Linked DNA regions of Homo sapiens: region 2 is linked to region 1. Evidence: chromatin contacts called from ENCODE Hi-C data. All regions are on one chromosome and are shown on one strand. Each heading gives the region's core, a stretch centred on a gene start or an enhancer-like site at or near the end of the contact. The rest is flanking DNA. Distances are from core to core; before and after follow the strand shown.

What was found. Hi-C counts contacts between places; a loop is a spot of excess contacts on that map. Pooled maps may share reads with other maps.
Region 2: a map of PC-3 shows a loop between it and region 1 (2.8-fold over the local background). The contact joins two enhancer-like sites. A Hi-C loop is called at or near these places in 1 of 168 maps with a recorded cell type or tissue (PC-3), 11 of 37 single-sample maps with no recorded cell type and 10 of 50 pooled maps.

What each region holds. Positions count from the first base shown.
Region 1 is chr3:189,683,583-189,690,628 of GRCh38, reverse strand. The region is part of intron 1 of TP63 (tumor protein p63); the gene reads right to left. Among named protein-coding and RNA genes, the nearest start is that of TP63, 56 kb to the right of the region's middle. Within about 2 kb of position 4,593, at least 5 of the 41 ENCODE cell types and tissues checked have a DNase peak (open chromatin) inside an H3K27ac peak, as active enhancers do; they include PC-3, where a contact is called at or near this core.
Region 2 is chr3:189,561,370-189,568,266 of GRCh38, reverse strand. No RefSeq gene overlaps it. Among named protein-coding and RNA genes, the nearest start is that of TP63, 67 kb to the left of the region's middle. Within about 2 kb of position 4,271, at least 3 of the 41 ENCODE cell types and tissues checked have a DNase peak (open chromatin) inside an H3K27ac peak, as active enhancers do; they include PC-3, where a contact is called at or near this core.

The sequences.
Region 1 (7,046 bases), core at 3,344-5,843:
ACTCAGTTCTTGAGCTGCCAGGTATCACCCAGGACCAATTCAAATAAATGTGTCTATAGGAAGTTCTTCAAAATGTAGCTGTGGGGCAATCATAGAATGACAATGATTTCAGCAGATCCACATGAGACCTCAGTGACAGCTGGAGAGACCACAGAATTTTAGAGCTAGAAAGAAAGAAGGAATTACTTGTTTTAACCAGCTCAAGTTTCAGATAAAGAAATAGACGTCCTGAGTTGGGGGGAGTAGGAGAGTGTCTGGCTGAGTGCCAAACACCAAGTTACTATCAGGGCCAGGATCCTGGATTCCTAAAGAGCCTGGACCCCATCAGCCTGAGAAGAGATGGAGATGTGCAGATTAAATAAGTCCATGTTCTACTTACTCTACAGATTGTTTGTTGGGTTCTTCATTTGTAGATGATTTTTCCCACCTAGTAGAAAGCATGATATTACATTCTACTGAAAAGGTTTACCAGGAGATTGGAAGTCTGAAAAGAAAAAGCGATTTTTCCCAAGGCCACAAAACTAGCAAGTAGCTGAGTATGAGTTTAAACCCATGTCATCTTATTCAAAGTCCAAAAATTTAATTGTTTGGGACCTTCAGTGTGGCAGGAGGAGCAGAGAGGTAGAGGGAAGGAGGCAAAGATATCCATTACCTTGGAGGTTAAAACCCCAAGGACTTTCCCTGTTAAGACACAATATATAAAAGTTCAAAAATCTGCCTCATTGTTCTCAATATTCACCCTCCTCTCCTGCCATTACCTGTCCTATAAAGTGACTAATGATATTTCAAGTGGACCATTCAGTATAAACACTACTTTAGCAAAGAGATGAACTGCTAGTTTCCCAACAAGTCAAGACAGAAACTCCTCTTATGTATGGCCTTAAGACAATTAAAAATATACATCATAACTGCCACAATGAGCAGTAATCTAGGACATAGACCAATGTTACCTATCCTTTTTTTGAGGCATGACCCTTTTGAATACCTAATACAATTTATATACTCAGAAAAATGAACATATTTGCACACAATTTTGGCACACTCCCAATACACGATTCAAGAAATCCCCAGTAGCTCAACAATGGACCCCAAATTCTTTAGGTGAAGAATTTTTGTTGTAGAACAAATTCTACAACTAAGTATGTGTATTGCCTTATACATGTGAAATGAACCTCAGGGTCTCAGTTTCTCCACCTATAAGAAGGTAGATTTGGGCTGGGCATGGTGGCTCACATCTGTAATTCTAGCACTTTGGGAGGCCAAGGTAGGCAGATCACCAGAGGTCAGGAGTTTGAGACTAGCCTGACCAACATGATGCAACCCCATCTCTACTAAAAATACAAAAATTAGCTGGGCAGTGTGGCACGTGCCTGTAATCCCAGCTACTCAGGAGGCTGAGGCAGGAGAATCGCTTGAACCTGGGAAACGGAGGTTGCAGTGAACCAGTTCATGCCATTGCACTCCAGCCTGGGCGACAGAGTGAGACTCCGTCTCAAAAAAAAAAAAAAAAAAAAAAAAAAAAAAGAAAAAGGTAGATTTGAATGCTGGCCACTCTGTCATTCTATGTGTTGATGAAATTAGAAGAGTATGGTGGAAGATATTCCAGGAGTCCCAAAATCCCATCTGTCACTGCTTCATGTTGTGAATCAAGCAGTTTACTTCCCCTCTCTGGGACTTAGTCGCTGCCATTGTAAAGTGAGGAATGAATACAAGATGACCTGTAAATCATCTTGTGGGTCTAGTGTTTTGAGATTCTTAATTCAGGAAAGAATAAGGTGGTACAGGAAACAGCTTTAACTCCCTAATAAGCATGTGGAGATAGATTCACCTGCTATAAACAAAAATCCTGCCAGGACCTCTTCAGCAACCATTTACATAAACAACAACGTATTTGCTTTTGGCTAGGTCCTAGAGTGTGACTGGTGAAGCCAGATACTGTCACAGTGGATATCAGGTTTTTTATCAGCTCCCTTACCAATCTTTCTGGCCATAAACCCCTGCAGCATTGACCCCTATCAGTAGCCACATCTTTACTAGCAAAAGGGTACAGTGATAAGAACTCAGGTGGATTTTGAGAGACGATAGGTCAGGAAGTAGCCTCAGAGCCAGAGGAGATGAAACAGCTGTTTCTAGGACACAGAGGTATTGTAGTGAATAAGCTCAGTGTCAGAAGTGTGTGTGAACTGCATCCTCTTCAGCAACCAACTGTCTGTTTATAATCAAGGAGCTTTCCCCAGGCACTAAAGAAGGGTATAAATCTTTCTTATCTTAGGAAGGATTATATCCTGTACTCATATTCACTGCTAACATTTCTGAATTTGTAAGACCTAGAAATGTGGAGACTTTAGTTAAATTGTATTTCACCTGGACATCTCGAGTTATTCATTTCTAAAATGGAGGAAGACAATATTATCTCTAAGGCATTTTATAACTTGAAGATTTTAATTTTAGTGCATTTTCCTCAGAACCAATTTCTTTAAACTCAATCCCCCAACCCCAAAATCCTTTGAAGGAGCCAAGTATTGAAGCTTATTTCTGGGCTTTTTAATATAACCATTGCTTCACTTCTCCTCTAACAGAATTACAAAGCTGTAATAGATGAGCAAGTTGCTAGCTGTTTTTTTTTTTTCTTTCAGATCACATTACTTTGAGAGCTTCTTTGAAATGAAAGGGAAATAAAGAGCCATAACATAGTCTAGTCTTGACAGATGTCCTTCCAAAGGATCTCCAACTGTTTGCTTCACAGTTTTTATGTTCATTCTGTTATTTAACAGGTATTATTGGACACCTGCTACATTTCAGGGAACTGTAAATAAGACATTATTTCTTCTCTCAAGATGTTTATGGTAGAAGAGAAGACAGTGAGGGTAACGATACAATACTCATGGTTCCTCTACCATTGTACATTAGAATTAGAAGTCACTTTAAAGGGCACATTGTCCAGTCGCCCATTTGAAGCTTGATATTTCCCTCTAGTGGCCCTACTACGTGGTTGTCTTGCTATTCTTTAAGTAACCTAGATAATTCGGAGTCTCACTGTTTTTTGTAGCAGCCCACTTCATTTTTATTTGCAATTCTATATTCCCTTGAAATTACAAAAGGAGACTACAAACTAGGTTCCCCTTTTACAAAGGAGGTAAGACTTCAACTGAGGCAGGGCTGTAAAGTTATCAAGCTCAAGTAACAGGCAAGCATCAAAGATAAAATAATGCTGATTTCTGACACAAATGTGGAATCATTCAAACTAGGCAAGTGTTTTTCCATTTCTTGTCTTGGTTTTCCCATCTCTAAAATGATGGGATTGGATTGTATTAAAAGAAAACTTTGCATTTATGTGAAAACTCACCTAGAAAATAGCAAAACTATGTACCGTTTCATCATAACTGAGTCAAATCAAGTGGAGCTGATTTGACCATGGACTTGAATGATCTGGGTACTCCAGACTCTATTGAACCTAACTGAAGACAATGGAGCTCATTTTGCCCAACTGTGTACAGATCTGTAGACCACTTCTCCCTTATCTAGAGTGCTAATTTTCAATCCTTCATTCACCCAACCACCAAGGACCTCCTCTTCCTAGCATTAAAAACCCTGACCCTTGGCCAGGCGCGGTGGCTCACACCTGTAATCCCAGTACTTGGGGAGGCTGAGACAGGTAGATCACAAGGTCAGGAGTTCAAGACCAGCCTGACCAATATGGAGAAACCCCGTCTCTACTAAAAATACAAAAATTAGCTGGGCGTGGTGGCAGGTGCCTGTCATCCCAGCTACTCGGGAGGCTGAGGCAGGAGAATCGCTTGAACCTGGGTGGCAGAGGTTGCAGTGAGCTGAGATTGTGCCACTGCACTCCAGCATGGCTGACAGAGTAAGACTCTGTCTCAAAAAAAAAAAAAAAAACCCTGCCCCTGCCCCCCACCCCCTGAGTAAAGTTCTCAGTGAATTATTTTACTGGTGGTATGTTCCCTTATCTGGCAAGTTTGTAAACTTTGCTATCATTTTTTTAAGCTCTTGGGCATTATTTATTTATTTATTTATTTATTCTTTTTCCACTGGGTAGACTCTAAGTTCCTGTCTCTTTCCAGTAGTTCATGAAATTATGTTTCTAAGAAAGCCTCAGTCAACAGCCACCTACCATTCACTTTTTGAAAGCCAAGATATGAGGGTCCATGATCCCCAAAAACTGGAGACATCCTGTGATGCCACATCTTAGTTTCTTTGAATTGCTGGCATTACCACCCTGCCTGGGAGAGAGCTCTGTTTCCAGCCATTCTTGTTTAAGACACTTCTTACTCACTCACTGTCTTCTATTGCCAGCTTCAGTATGAAGGAGGAGAAACTGCAAAGACAGAATCTAAAATATAAGTTTTGTCTCATAAAAAGAAAACAGGTAAAAGTTCAAGGGACAAACTCAAAAATTAGTGATCAGGATGGAGGCCTGAACCTGGACACCAAGAGTACACATTCCTCTGTGCTTTCCTTTCCCTCCGGAAATGACGAGTCACAGCTCTGCACTCTCTTCTTCTTTACTTTCTGCCACATAATCAAACAATTTGGAGAACTTTGAGCCAAACTCCTCATTTTACAAGAGAAGAAACTGTGACTCAGAAATATGAAGTGCAGTACTCAAGACAGCTACTTAGTGCAAAGTCAAGGCAGAAATGTAGGGTTTTCTGATTCCCAGAGCAAAGCAGTACTCTTCTCACCATTTTATCCCCCTTCTCTTTGTTCATTTGTTTCTCAGATAGTTCCCTTCTTTTAAAAAGCTCATATTGTCTCGGAGTTGTTGTTTTAAGAAGGAGAAATATATTACCTCTGATTCACATCCTACATGTCTGGGGTAAGATGACTGGAAAGATACAATTGCGTTATTGCTATAAAATAATGCTTTCAAATTTAATATCAATATTGCTATCAAATTTCTAATTCTATAGAAAAATCAGCTGTGAGAGAAAAAGCTTTCTTTTCTTTTTCCTATTCTTCCTCCTTTCTTCCATTGAACACACATGTATTGAAGACTTGCTACACAAACCAGTTTGGGAAATATAGAGTTAAAACCTTTTATGCCTTGATGGAGTTCACAGGAAACCATATGTTATGAGAGAGGTTTAAAGTAAGTGCTACAGAAGCTGGCTGCGGGAAGCTTCATCTTGACTGGGCCTTAGAGAACAAAAGAAGCTAGGGTGAAAAGAATAAAGGCAGGAGAAGTGAAAGAAGAGTAACACTGAGGATGAAAAAAGGAAAATACTGGACTTATCCAAAACTAAGTGAGGCAGAGGAAGAAACAACCTGCAATGCAGGGCAAAGGGAGAAACATCAACCTAAGAAGAGACAAAAACCTCTCCAGTCCATTTGACTCTGCCTTTATCAACTCTAACCCAACCAAGCCCCTTAGCATCCTCCCCATGCCATCTCCTGCCACCACCTTGCAATCTCCTCCTTTTTGAAGTACTTTTGGTATTATGGTAATCTACTCACTGATTTCTGTCTTTGGTTACATTTAGAATACTCTCATATTCGTTTAGAAAAAGTCAGAATTTCCACCACATTCTATTTGTCTATTCTCATTTATGGTTTGTCTAGGGTCTGCCATACTTTGTAGTCTTCCTTTTGCTCTTTCACTTCTTTTCTAAACTATTCTACTCTATATGTATTTGTTTGATTATATCTATTACACAAATAATATATAAGTATATCCTTGGCCAGGCACGGTAGTTCACACCTGTAATCCCAACACTCTGGGAGGCTAAGGCGGGTGGATCATCTGAGGTCAGGAGTCCAAGACCAGCCTGACCAACATGGAGAAACCCCATTTCTACTAAAAATATAAAAAATTAGCTGGGCTTGGTAACGTATGCCTGTAATCTCAGCTACTCGGGAGGCTGAGGCATGAGAATCGCTTGAACTCGGGAGGCGGAGGTTGCAGTGAGCCGAGATTGCACCACTGCCCTCCAGGCTGAGCAACAAGAGTGAAATTCATCTCAAAAAAAAAAAAAAAAGAAAGAAAGAAAACATAAGAAATGCATAGATCAATTCTATATCCCTTGACATCACTAATAGGCATCATATTTCTCTTTTGCTCTAATCTACTCTCACTTCCTGCCCTTAACCTTCAGGTACACTAAACTACTCAAAATTCTCAGAACACAGTCTTATTCATACTTTTACGCATACTTACATGCAATTCTCCTGTTCTGAAATTCCCTCTGTTATCTTTTTTGACTTTGTAAAGTGGAGTTGATCACTATTTGAATTCTTTAACCCTCAAAACTCTCTGTTCAGATGTCCACCACAGCATTTATAATGTGTATGATGATTAACTATCACTCTTCCCTATAGGATGTTAGGTTTTAAAGAACTAGGTTTTGAAGAATGTATCTTATTCAGCTTCATATTTCTGGTACCTAGAAAAGTGTCTTACATACCATAGGTACCAAATAAATGTTGAATTACTGAATTAAAGAATAAAGAATGAAAGGAAAGTATTTCTTTTGAGTAATCTCTGTAATCTTAAGGTGTTGTTATATTTGTACAGAAAATCCACATCATGCTGTGGGTTTTCTCTTACCCACTCACACCTTGTATTACCGTCATAATGATATTTTACCAACTGCTTTCCTGCAGTTGCTGAAGCTGCAGATGTCCAGGGTGTAATCAAACCTTGTTAGTTTTGAACTTTGAATGTAAAACCTTACTGAATCTATTTTTCATCCTAGGTGACATGTCTGAATGCTGCAAATTTCCTTCTGGTGAGAACATTGGGCACTTTAACACTTTGAGAGCAGGTGCTGAGTTGTTGTTATTCCAGGTCATGCAAGACAGAGATTCTATAAATTCTGAAGTAGTGAGGAGAGGGTAGGATTGGCAGGCTACTGCAATGACTTCATGTTCAAGTATAAAGAGGAGACCGAGTTTCCGACAAAAGAGCAGAGGATGAAATCATCTTGGCCATGTTTGGGAACTGCAATTGTCCAACTATATAGTGGGACATTCAATATGCTAAATATGATAGGGGATGGAACTGATTCACTGGCTGTTGAGGAAGAAAT
Region 2 (6,897 bases), core at 3,022-5,521, 120 kb after region 1:
GTTTCCTCCCAACGTCTGACCTCTCACTGGGGCTGACCACTAACTGAACCCAACTGGAAAGTAGAAGGCATGTTGACACAGTCCATGGAGTTATGCTCCTGGGACAAAAAGCCAGTGGTGTGTGAGTATGGAAGAGGAAATAGATGATATCTGGCACAAATGCACACATTACTATTTCTCAATATATATTTTAATACACAAAAGCAAGAAAAAGACACAGGAAAAGATAGCAAAAAAGAAAGTGAGAGAACGGAATATAACTCTAAGTCAAGCGTAAAAAATGCTATATGGAGGAACTTATGGGAATTTCCCATTGACCATCTGCTCTTGAATATGTGTAGGGGAATTCTAAGAGGCTTTAGGTTGCAGGGGCTAGAGTCAAAAACAACATTTAAAGTTGCAGCTGTAGTTTATTTTTATTTGAGCAACTTGTTACCCATATTTCAACCATTGGGAAAACTTGCTGGCTGCACTATCAGGGCTACAGAAGACCTTCTAAAACATAGTGTATTCATCATCTCCCAACAGTCCTGTAAGATAACTGAACCAGTTATTTTTCTTTCCATTTTATAAACAAGGAAATAGACCCAGGCAAAAGAAATGGTGACTTAATGTTATCTCATTTGCACAGCTAGCGAGTGGCCTCAAATTCAAGCAGACTGATTTCAGGTTCAGGATTCTTTGCACTCTACCTCAAACCTCCTCACTTATACATATTCATAGCTTCAAGAAGTATGATTTCACTTGTCTGAACTCAATCTCTGATGTAGTCAGCTGTCATACATAGGCAACTCTCTGTACACTTATAGTCTTTCACATGATTCTGTCAGGGAACTTGGGAGTTTGAGCTAGTGCTTTGTAGCTTGGAGGCACCATTTAGAAATATAACAGAGAGCATTTTGGTTGTCACAATGACGGGGTCATGCTGTAGAATTTAGTAGTTGGAGGCAGGGATTCTAAACATTTAAGTATCGGTCAATATTGTACAATGAAAAATTGTCTTGCCCAAGTATATACCAAAATCCCTCTCATGGAGAAACACTTCAATTTAGATTGTTCCTCTAACAGTTAGCCAGGACACTGTCTAAAGAAGTCCTTATTATACTTTAGTATATAGAATGTTCTCCTGAAGCATGTATAGAAAATGCAGATTACTTGGTCTCCTCTCTGAAAATGCTGATTCAGTATCTGAAGGTGTGGCCCAGAATCTACATTTTAAAATGTGTATTCCTTTACAGTAATTCTACAGATAAGCTGTGTGAAACACTGGCCCAAGCTTATCAAGAGAAAGCATAACCCAAAGTTACTTACAAAATTAAAAATCTTCATTTCAAAGTCCTTTAGCCTCTTCTTATCCATCTATTTACTTACCAGTCTGCCTGTTGGCCCATCATTGGTCCATCCAATCTACATGCCCATTGAGTTCTGACACTGAGAACATATTTCTTGGTAACAGTTTTTCCTGGTCACGTCTCCTATCTTCTGCCCTTTGGTTTTTGGACAAGAATATCTGCAAATATGCAGCAGAGATCAGAGATCAGTGTTTCCTAAAACTCCCCAGTTAATTTCAATATACATCCAAGTTAGAGAAATAGCAGTTTAAATCTTTGCTACTCAAAGTCCGGTCTGCAGACCAGTATTACATAAATCATCTGGGGATCTTGTTACAGTGCAGATTTGGATTCATTAGGCATGGGGTGGGGCAAAGAGTCTGCATTTCTAACAAGCTTCTAGGTGATGCCAGGTGAGTGAGGCTTCTCTCCCAGTTTCTACCCCTGGACTCTACGTGGGCTTTGATCCTCATTAACTTTGACTGCACCAAGCCTTCAAATCTCAGGGTCAAGAATATTGACTACGGAAACCCTCCCACCTAGCCCAGACCTGCAGGGGACTATTTAAGGTACTGTGTGAGACCCTGTAGGTTGAGAAGTTTATGATTAATTTTGTAGCATTGGAAAATTGTAGGAAGTCACTACAGACTATCAAGCAGCCACATCTCTGATATGACAAAATGACAAGCTACCACCCCTGTTAACTGCCCTGCCCACTCTCTGAATATGTGTTTCTACCAGTATCAATATGATGGTTGTCAAACATCTGGCTGCTGAAAGAATGGTCATGAATGGAAGAAAACTTTTGCCACTATCTCTTTGTTTAGTTTTCAGTACCCCAGCCAATCCCAGAAAACAATACACTGCATCTTCACTTCTTGAGAAGTTCTTGTGACCTCTATCCTCAAACAGGATGAGGGTCTGTTCCTCTTTAAAACTACCTTTACCTGGAAGAATTAATTATTCACTGGAATCTAAGATCTGACTATAGTCACCATATTACTTATTATTTTATGTTCAACAGGCTATCTATAAAGTCTGGGGACATACATGATATTACCTTATCAGTTTTATATATTGGCGACATTCTTGACATGCATATATTATTAGGCATATATGCTTATGTTTCCAGACTTTATGGACAAGCCATATTTTTTCATGCAAATTCTCTTGTGGACTGTATATCACTAGAGTTCAGGGCTTTGTCTAACTTATTTTTCTATTCTCAGCATCTAGCACCGCTCTTGGCATATTTTTGAAGTCCAGTATAGGTTGCTAACTTTGAAAAAAAATTATAAAATTATAAATTTAGAATAGGAAACTTTATTTTTTAATAAAAAGGTTACATCCTTCAAAGTGGTCATCCTGCAGGCTGAGAAGCACAGGCCCTTCAAACGAGATTGGGTAGGAGCTTTATGCTGAGTGCATTGGCTAAACATACATATTCAACAGGTTACGAGAGGAGGTGAATATTCATGAAGGTGGTCCGGACGCATGTGTATTGAACAAACATGCATGTTACATATGACCCACGTTCATATATAGAACAAAGAAAGAAAGAGAAAGAAAGAAGGAAGGAAGGAAGGAAGGAAGAAAGGAAGGAGGGAGGGAGGGAGGGAGAGAAAGAAGAAAGAGAGAAAGACAGAAAAAGAAAGAAAGAAAGAAAAGAGAAAGAAAGAGAAAGAAAGAAAGAAAGAAGAAAGTTCACCTTGGAGTAGGGACAATATTTAAATGTATTATAATTAGTCCCTATCCATCTAAAGGTCTTTTCAGGACACAAGGAATTCCAGTCAGTGCACAGCCTCTGTAAACCAACCAGAGCCAGTCCATGGTCAGTGGTCTTCTTATCAGAAGAAAGTTACTGAAATCAGTCACTTGTCCAATCAAAGCTATAATTATGGCAGGTAAAACAGTGAGGTCAGTGAGTGTATGGTGGTGAGCTGAAAATTGTCTTAATATTGCTTCTTTCAAGACCAGTGCTTGTTTAGATGCTAAAGAAAAGCCTTGTGGCATGGTTAGAACACAGTTTATTCTTTAGTGCAGGCATGTGACTTAACTCTTGCATGGCATGGCCTTAGGTCCTGTTTATAATTTGATAGTCTATTGTCATAAAGAGTCTGTTCTGTCAGTCTTGTGGTCTCTATTTTAACATTAATGCTGGTCAGTTATGTCTAAACTGCAAAAAGGAGAGGGGTTAACAGAGTATGTTTGACCTCCTGTCCCATCATGGGTCATGGCTGGAAACTCAGTTTTTAGGTTTTTCTGGAATCCCTTGGCCAAGAGGGGGCCTGTTCAGATGGTGGGGGCTTAGGATTTTATTTTTTGTTTACAAGGTCATCAAAATGAAATGTAAGTTGATTGCTTTTAATGATGCCTTTGTCAATAGATTCAACTGAAGAAATGATGGGGATACTGAACACAGATCCTACCAAGGGTCACTTCACATTTAAGTGCGGAAGTAGCCTTCCCATAGTCTTAGGCAGCAAACTCCAGGCTCTTAACTCCAGAAGCAACCTCGGTGTTAGGTCTTTTTTGTGGCAGATGGATAGAGGTCTCTTCAGGATAGTTGTAAAGGGTAGGCTACAGAGATGCTTGAAATATGAGACATTGCCCTGTAGTCAAAATTCCAACATTGAAGTTAGAAGCCTAAGGCCTTTTACCCAGAGATGCCAAAAAAAGGATATAATCCCAGAAGGTCAGGCTGTCCCAATCCTTGTATATGGATATACGTGAGAGGGTGTAGTCTCCCTCGCTGTCATTCACAACCATTCACTTGGACAGGAAAAGCCTCTGTGAACATGTTAAAATAAAACTTCCCCCAGGCTAACCAATTGCAGCAGAAATGCCTGTGGGTAACCAAACCCACAGTCACATAACTAGTAAAATGATTCAGTAAAATTAGTCAGTCTCTCTTTCCATTTCCACACCGAGGCAGAAGAGAACAGCCACCTGTGGGCTGTTAAGTCAGCACAGCATTTGTGTAGCCAGAAAAAAATGCAAACACAGGGAATTCTCCTCCTTCCAGGAGTGCCCTTGTAGGTTGTACTTATCCTGCTGAGCTACGTCCAATTGCATCTCTAGGCAGGACAGCTGCAATTCCCAAGAATCTGAGTACTAACAAGTCCTTGAATCACCTGATTATGAAACTCATAAAGTGCTGAGATAGTGTAGGGATGGGTTTTTAAATTCTATTGTACGAGTAACGTATGCTCAATGTAGAACAATTAAATACAAATAAGAAAAGAATCGAAGAAGAAAATAAAACCACCTGAAACAAAAGCTCAATTAACATTTTGGTGTATATCCTTTAAGATCTTATGCATTATGTGTATATGTATGTATGTAACATATACACAAATAATTGTATATATAAAATCATATTTATATCAAGTGTGAGATCATGTTATACATAGTTTTACATCTGCTGTTTTCATTCCACAATTATATATCATTAAAGTCATTCCATGACAGTTAATAATATTTCATTAAATAATTGTTACAGTTGCTTAGGATTCTGTATCTGTGTAAATAACTGATTCATTCTTATTAGACATGTAAGTTATTTTTAAAAATTTATTATAAACAAAGCTGTGATAAATATTTTTTTAGCTACATCTTTCCACATGTATTTAAATATTACCTTTAAATGAATTATTAAAGTAGAACTGTGAGGTCAAGAGACAAGAAGGGTCCTGCCAAAAAGTCCTCCAGAAAGTGGGTGCAAGTTCACTCCTATCGAATTATTTGAGAGTCCCTGTATTTCCCCACAATACATTCTCCCAGATAATCATTTAAAAATCTTTAAATTTAAAAGTGAATGTATCTTATTTTAATTTTAATTGTTTTGATTACTGGTGAGGTTATTATTGTATTTTTTTTTGCCATTTGAATTTCCTTGTGAAATTTCTGTTCATGACTTTGGCCTGTTTATTCTTCATGGTATTATTGTTTTCTTACAGAAGTGTAAAAATTATACTTTAAAGCCAACAATCCTTTGAAATAGTTATTGAACATGTTTTCCTATTAATCTTTAGTTTTTAAACTTCGTTAATGATGTTTTCCGTACTATAGAAGCACCGCTTTTTAACGTGGCAAATCTATCAATTTTATTCACATAGTTTCTGCCTTTGGTATTTTAACTTAGGTAACAGAGTTCCTGCTGCAACTGAAAAACTAAAGCTAGAAAAACCACCATTTTCAAAGTCAGGTATTGCCTTATTTGAAGAGACTCTCCTAGGTAGTGACTAGCTATGGAAATGCGACTAAAATATTCTTCACTGTTTACAGTTCAGGGCCAAGCAAGTCCTATTACAGGGAAGTAAACTGGTAAGTGCAACCAAGTGACAGGAAGTTGCCAAGACAAAAATACTCAAGAAGAAAATCTCTGCATAGCATCTGGGCTTATAAACTGTGAAAGCAGCCTAATAGTATACTTCTAAATGTTTAGCTGCTGGCTTTTTTGTGAAAAATGGATGCATATTTTTATGTATATAAGCTTATTATAAATTTTATTGACATAATGTTTACATAGCACAAAATTATAAATAATAACAGAATATACAATAGAATTCTGTTATCAGTTTTTGTTAAACTCTTGTATAGCCAACCTGTGGTTGCAACTGATGGGTGAATATAACTCCAGTATGAATATTGATTGGTATTGTTTAGTGAGTAAGACAAAAGTGAAACAACAAAAATATTCCTCAGAACTTTGGTTTGTCAATTACCCAAGCCACTTAGGCATTGAATCAAATAATAGTTTTCAAATACTGAAATAATAGTTTCTCAATTTTTGGTGCTATTCACAATACAATGACCAGAGACACAATGCAGTTTTAATCTGCATTATAAACACTTTCTCCATCACTTCCTCGTCAACAAAGCAATAAATTAAGCCTCTATTTGTACTATTAGCTCATTTCTGCGGTGTAAATATTCCCACAATGGCTGATTTCAAGATGCCAACCTGCTGTCATGGAATGTGAGTTTGTAAGAGATGCAAACCCCAAGAGCATAGATCATAGTGGATGTAAGAAGTGATGAGTTTAGAATATCCATTGTCTCTGATTTTAATATCATTTAGTTCTAAATGTATGTACTTTAATTTTTAATAACAGCTATGCTTGACCACTAGCTTGAAAGATTGCTGAATATCTAATAATTGGCTTTTATAGGCCATAGACGTCAGTTGCAGCATCCCACACATGGAAACTCCATGTTCAATTTCAAGATTTTTGTTTCACAATTAATGTAAAACAATTTTTTCTCCAACTTTGTTAGTCCTGAAGCCTTCAGAAAAGTTACATTGTTACTAAAGAGAACTGAGGGAAGATTCTGTGATCGAGCTTGGAGTTCAGTAATAGAGTGTATGCAATAGCTCCCTAAAGTTGCTAATTTAGAGACATCAAGAGGTGACCTCCTGAAAAAGAGAGTAGGACTGTGGAGCAAGACCCCATGAGGAAGTGAGCTCAGATTTATGGATTGCATAATCATTCCCAGGAAATACCCATGATAGCCTGTAATGAGCTTGCTTTCCCTGCTATCCAACAGCAAATGAAGCTTAGGA